2 separate regions of the Homo sapiens genome follow, and region 2 is linked to region 1. A link is a loop called in an ENCODE intact Hi-C map of the cell type or tissue named here. Cell type or tissue: OCI-LY7. All regions are shown on one strand. Each heading gives the region's core, and the rest is flanking DNA. Links, peaks and the distances in the headings are about the cores only. Region 1 holds the start of TMSB4Y (thymosin beta 4 Y-linked). Region 2 has its middle 48 kb from the start of TMSB4Y.

The links. A loop is a pair of places that touch in the nucleus more often than their neighbours do. Peaks named below come from ENCODE experiments on the same cell type or tissue, not always from the same donor. Only the 100,000 strongest peaks of a DNase experiment are listed, where the experiment ranks them.
Region 2: a loop joins it to region 1, with 2.9 times the contacts of the local background. A loop is called at or near these places in 8 of 110 quality-filtered maps.

What each region holds. Positions count from the first base shown.
Region 1 is chrY:13,701,881-13,704,777 of GRCh38, forward strand. It overlaps TMSB4Y (thymosin beta 4 Y-linked), which reads left to right and starts at 2,019. Exons shown (of 2, transcript NM_004202.3): 1 at 2,019-2,555. The coding sequence starts at 2,456. In OCI-LY7, for the core only: CTCF peaks have their summits at 1,719, 1,924 and 2,641; DNase peaks (open chromatin) are centred at 1,931 and 2,381; H3K4me3 peaks cover 1,529 bases; H3K27ac peaks cover 1,215 bases.
Region 2 is chrY:13,749,951-13,752,847 of GRCh38, forward strand. It overlaps the pseudogene ANOS2P. Among named protein-coding and RNA genes, the nearest start is that of TMSB4Y, 48 kb to the left of the region's middle. In OCI-LY7, for the core only: CTCF peaks have their summits at 1,108 and 1,389; a DNase peak (open chromatin) is centred at 1,481; H3K4me3 peaks cover 1,934 bases.

The DNA.
Region 1 (2,897 bases), core at 273-2,772:
TTTGTAACTAATTTCCATTAGCAAGTGGGTCACTGGAATTCACAGTCAGGTGTCATTTTGAAAAGTGCTTCCCTCTACCCAAATCTTTTATATTTCCAGATGCAGTTGCACTTCGGAGATGTCCTAGTGCTGGAAGCACTCCCTTAAAAATATAGTTTGATTTTTGAATTTTATCTTATGATGTTAGAGGTAATGGGACTATAGTCTTTGGAATTCAACACAGTCCTTCTTAGCAATCACTCTGACAATTTATGAATATAAAAAACAAGAAGGAAAAGAATTTCCTCATTGTCAGGCAGTAAGTCAATGGCAGAGCTTCAAATTGACTTATTTTGCTAAGAGGGAGCTATAAACTCCAGACAAATTACTCTACACCCAGAGTGTAGAGTACAATATTACCCTACACTCAATATTACTGTTGAGTGCCTACAAAAATTATGCTAATGAAACAATATGGATGTTACAAGGCTGAAAGTTTCTCTTTTAAAATCACTGAGGGTTGCTTTACCTTCTGCCAAAGGCAAGAGGAACGCCAGTGAGGAAGAGGTCCGGGGTGGGGCGCATAGGCCTCCACTGGTCTGAAAGCTGAGTCACAGGAATGATATCCCTGTAGCTGACCAGGCACTCCAGGGAGGGACACCGCGCCTTTGCGTGCGTATGTCCTCAGTAGGTAAAGCCAGTTTCTCAGTAAAACAATGCCTGTTACCCTAGGTATTACTCCGACCCTTAAATAATATGCACCAGTCCGCAAGAGCAATTTTTACGCTCCTGTTGTAAAAGGGGAAAATGCGTTTTGAAGGAAGTGTTGGAAGGTGCTTTGCTCATTTTATCTTTCGCCATCGTTGTGGTTAGGGGGCAATGGTGCACCTAGGGTGGCGTTGGGGCTCCCCAACCGCCCGGCAGCTTTCAGACGCCCTTCCGAGACGTGGAGCGAAAGACTTAAGCGGGCCTGTGGGTGACATCAACTCATTTACATAGGAGGGCTATAAAGTAGCGCCTGCCCATCCCGTCCTGGCAACTCCGCGGTGGACACTGTGTAGACTAGATTTCACTCCCTTACGCGCCTGGCTTAGGTAAGCCCCAGGGCCCCTGCATCCTTACTCCTTCTACCCTCCCCTTCATGCCGCGCTTGCCCCTTCATTATTCGCGTCCCTGTGAAGACATCCCCTAAAGCCAAGCCGAGTGATTATCCCCGGGAAAGCTGCCTTGGGGAGGTGGGGATGCGAAACACCCTAGATGCTGGGTAATGCGGTGGGGAAATCGATGATTTAAGAACAAAGCAAATAAACCGGCGTTTATGTACTGCCGCTCGGAGGGTTCGTGTTAAAATTTCTTAGTGTGCCGAGGCGGGCGGATCACGAGGTCAGGAGATGAAGACCATCCCGGCTAAAACGGTGAAACCCCGTCTCTACTAAAAATACAAAAAATTAGCCGGGCGTAGTGGCGGGCGCCTGTAGTCCCAGCTACTTGGGAGGCTGAGGCAGGAGAATGGCGTGAACCCGGGAGGCGGAGCTTGCAGTGAGCCGAAATCCCGCCACTGCACTCCAGCCTGGGCGACAGAGCGAGTCTCCGTCTCAAAAAAAAAAAAAAAAAAAAAAAAAAAAAAAAAAAAAAAAAAAAAAAAAAAAAAAAATTTCTTAGTGTTTGCTCTCAAAGGTATTGTGCGTTGTCTTGGAGGCTGAGATGTGGGAACAGACAGATCCTTTGTTCTGAGGCTCACTCATCTCCCGAGCCCCGAGCCGTCTCCCAGCCTCAGACGGCTCTGCGGGCTGCATCTGTGCAGCCTGGCAGCGGCGGCGCTGCGCTGTGACATTTTCACAGCCCTTCTTGCAGAGGCATGTGTGCTAGGGATGCCGAAATGCCGAGAGCGCCGGCAGGACTAGCTTCCGGGCCGCGCTTTGTGTGCTGGGCTGCAGTGTGGCGCGGGCGAGGAAGCTGGTAGGGCGGTTGTCGCAAGCTCCAGCTGCAGCCTCCGCCTACGTGAGAAGACTAGAAAGCGGGCGCAGGACCAGGCCTGCGTTGTTTGCAGAGAGGCCGTGGCTACAAAATGGAAGTGCTTTTGCGACCTGGGCTCCATTTTAGGAATTCTTGCCCGATTTTAACCACTTGAACGCGGAAGTGGCTTTCCTATTCTCTTCCAAGCCAGCCTTTAATTTTAAACGCTGTAATTAACAGTTCACAGGGGTCAAATTCCTTTATTCCGGAACATTCCACTTTGAGAGGGATCTGTCCTCTTTGGTCCCCTGCGTTTTCAAATATTTGAGGAAAGGTGTCGCCTCTTTTTCTGTGGAAAGAGGAAGCTCATGAGCGCGAAACAGCAGGGGACGGAGGGCGAGAAGGGCTTTCTCAGGTTGCGGGTCGGAGGGCAGAAGCACAGTTCCCAGTACAGAGACCCGGACAGGTGGCTGTTTCTCACGCTCACTTTGGATTGCTCCCTACGGCTTCCTCCGCAGCCATGTCTGACAAACCTGGTATGGCTGAGATCGAGAAATTCGATAAGTCGAAACTGAAGAAGACAGAAACGCAAGAGAAGAATCCATTGTCTTCCAAAGAAAGTAAGCTCCGATCCTCCCCCATCTTTAGAAAGGCTGGAATGCGAGCGGGCGGTGGGAGGGCGGGAGACTGGGAGCTGCCACGGGAAGAATTCGGGAGGCAGGGGAGGGCGCTCAAGGAGCAGATAGTTGGTGAATGTGGCTTGCAAAGGTTAATTAAAAATCAGATAACTTTTAGTGCAGTAATCCCAACACTTCGGAAGACCAAGGCGGGGATCACCTGAGGTCAGGAGTTCGAAACCAGCCTGAGGAAACCTCGTCTCTACAAAAAATACAAAATTAACTTGGTTTGCTGGAGGGCGCCTGTAATCCCAGTTACTTGGGAGGCTGAGGCAGAAGCATTGC
Region 2 (2,897 bases), core at 156-2,655, 48 kb after region 1:
TCCTGCTGTGTCTCGGTTCCTAACAGGCCACTGACATGTACTGGTCTGAGGCTTGGGGACTGGGGACCCCTGAAGTAAAGGATTGTCATGGCTAAAACCTACAGATAGGGCTAGCTACATAATTTGTGAGACTTCATGCAAAATGAAAATTCAGGGAAACTTGTTCAAACATTATAAAGAATTTCAGCCGGTGATGGCAGAACAGCCCTTCTAAGAGTGTGACTGTACCACTGTACAGCTTGCATGCCCCTGAAACTGGCTCTGCCTGTAGAACCTTGTGAACAAGATGACCCTGATTTTCTAATTCGCTAAGAAACACATCAATGCCAGTTGATTCGATTGGCCTTGCTGGTTTAAGCTATGTGAAGAAATACACATGTAAAATGATGTACTTGAAAAACACTCATAATAGGATAGCTGCAGATGGCTGTCATTCCAATTTGTTAACAGGCAGATATCAAAATTGCAGAGTGGAACCTGTGTATAAGAATAGGGGAAAGGGTGGAAAATTGCAAAACAACTGTACAGCCTTTGAGCAAAGAGGATTCGAGCCTTCTGATGTAGCTTTGAGTAGAGGGAGTGCATCTAGATAGCCTGACTGTGCTTAGCTGGGTGCTTATGGAGATCCTCTTTTCGAAGGTGAAAGTGCAATTGGGTAGGAGACGGTGGAGATGTCAGAGCAAAGGAACAGCAGTCAGTTGTCCTTTCGAATTGCAGTGTGCCTGGGTCTTTTTTCTCTGGGTTTTCCTACCTGCAAGGGGACTGTCACTTCCTGATGCGGCTGAGGAGAGTGTAGAGCTTTGTTACAGGTTGTGTGTTATCAATGCCTCCTGTCTTTCTGTGGCAGGATCCTGGCTGGGGAGGGAGAACTCGTGTGCTAAAAGAGCACTGGAAAAGACAAGAGAGGCCGGAGCAGCCATTCCAAAGCTAAAAAGGCTGAGTCAAGAGGCTCGGGGCAAATCATGGGGAAAGAAAGAGGTTAAGACGCAAGTCTATTTTGAATAAATCACTCACTGTGGGCGTGCAAAGCTTATTAGAAAAACAAACGCCTGGCTGGGCGTGGTGGCTCATGCTTGTAGTCCCAGCACTTTGGGAGGCCCAGGCGGGCAAATCACGAGGTTAGGAGATCGAGACAATCCTGGCCAACATGGTGAAACCCGTCTCTACTAAAAATACAAAAATACAGGAGTGGTGGCGGGCACCTGTAGTCCCAGCTACTCGGGAGTCTGAGGCAGGAGAATCGCTTGAATCCGGGAGGCGGAGGTTGCAGTGAGCCGAGGTCGCCGCACTAAACTGCAGCCTGGCGATAGAGCGAGACACAGTGTAAAAAAAAAAAAAAAAAGAAAAGAAAAGAAAAACAGACGCCTTAGGAAACAAAGCGTGTGGAACTAAAGGAAGGTAGGACGCCCCTGGCGGTCCTGAGGCCTCTTTGGTCCTGCTAAAGAGAGCACCCCTGCTGGCAGGCGTGGGCCTGCTCACACCTGGACGGAGAGGGGAGGTAGGAGGGGCAGGAAGCGGTTGGTGCGGACGGGGAGGCGACTGCGTGGGGTCTTCCGACATCACCCTTCAGCTGAGTGTCCGGGGTCTCATTCCCAGAGACCCGCCCACGGGCCCTGCGTCCGCCCCTCCTGTCACACGCCTTCCAGCCAATGGCGCGGCCGCCTGTCCTTCTCATGCCACCCCTGGAGGGCAAGCAAGGAGGGAGGTTGGCTGGGAAGGCCTGGCTGGATTTGAAGTATCAAACTTTCCGGCGTGGTCGTTGCGGCTGCTGGGTCCCCAGAGTGCGGCCCCGGCGAGGAGCATGGAGCATCGGCCAGCGCCCGGCGCCCTCGCATCCGATCGGCAGCCATGGTGCCCGAGGTGCCCGGCGCGGTCCTGACCCTCTGCCTCTGGCTGGAGGCCTCGGAGGGCTGCCTGGCGGCCGGCCCCGGAGCAGCTGCTGCTCAGCTGCTGGACGAGTCGCTGTCTGCCGGGAGCGTCCTGCGCGCCCGCTGCGCCTCCAGGTGCCTAAGCTTGCCAATCATACGCATCTCTGCCTTCTTCCAGCACTTCCAGGTTAGTGGAGACTCCCGCCCGCCCCGGGTTCTTTCTGGTGCTGCGGCCGCGGCGGGAGTGCACCCGGGCGCGAGAGTGCACCCGGGCGCGCGCCGACCAGCCTAGGCGCGAAAAGTTTTCGGCCAGCGCAGCGAGCTGACCTGGCTTCTCCTGGGCGTGGATCTTACAGTCGGGGTGCTTAAATCGTGTTTTCCAGCCTCCTCCCGGCTCCCGATACGAAAAAGAAGCCCGAGGCGTCCTGCCCCAGTCTTGTCCTTCCCAGCAGGAAACCAAAGGCGATTTTCCTGGGGAGGGAGAGTCGTGAATGCCGAGGGTGGGTGTGTGGATGTAGCTGTTTCCCGGGAATTGAGTGCCCGAGATTCCAGGCGGGTGTCGACTCCCGCAAAGTCCCAGGTGCTCAGGAGCACTGGGAGAGAGTCCGGGAGGCGCACCCCGCTGCGCCCAGCTGCGCCCGGGGACCTTGCCACGAGCCCCAGCTCCGCAGGTGCCCGCAGGCCGACACTTTTTCTCTTTTGAACGATGATTTTTCACCATCCGCGGGCCGAGAGCTCGCTACCCACCCGTGGATTCCCCAGCCACGGCACTTGTGCCAAGTCGTGTTCCAGGGTGCGTGTATGCGCGTGTTGGAGGGTGCAGGTGGCTCCGCGCGCCTCATTTCGGAGTCCCTAAAGATTCAAGGTCTTGTACACTAGCGTAGAGCGTCAGAGAAGTGCCGGGGACAGGGGATTTGGCAGGACGGTGTTTGGATACGCCAGAGACAGGCTCCAAGGTCACTGTCCCCCAAACCCCATACTTAGGTTCTTTTAGCCGGCGAGTAGAGGAGTGTGTGTGTGCGCTTGGTC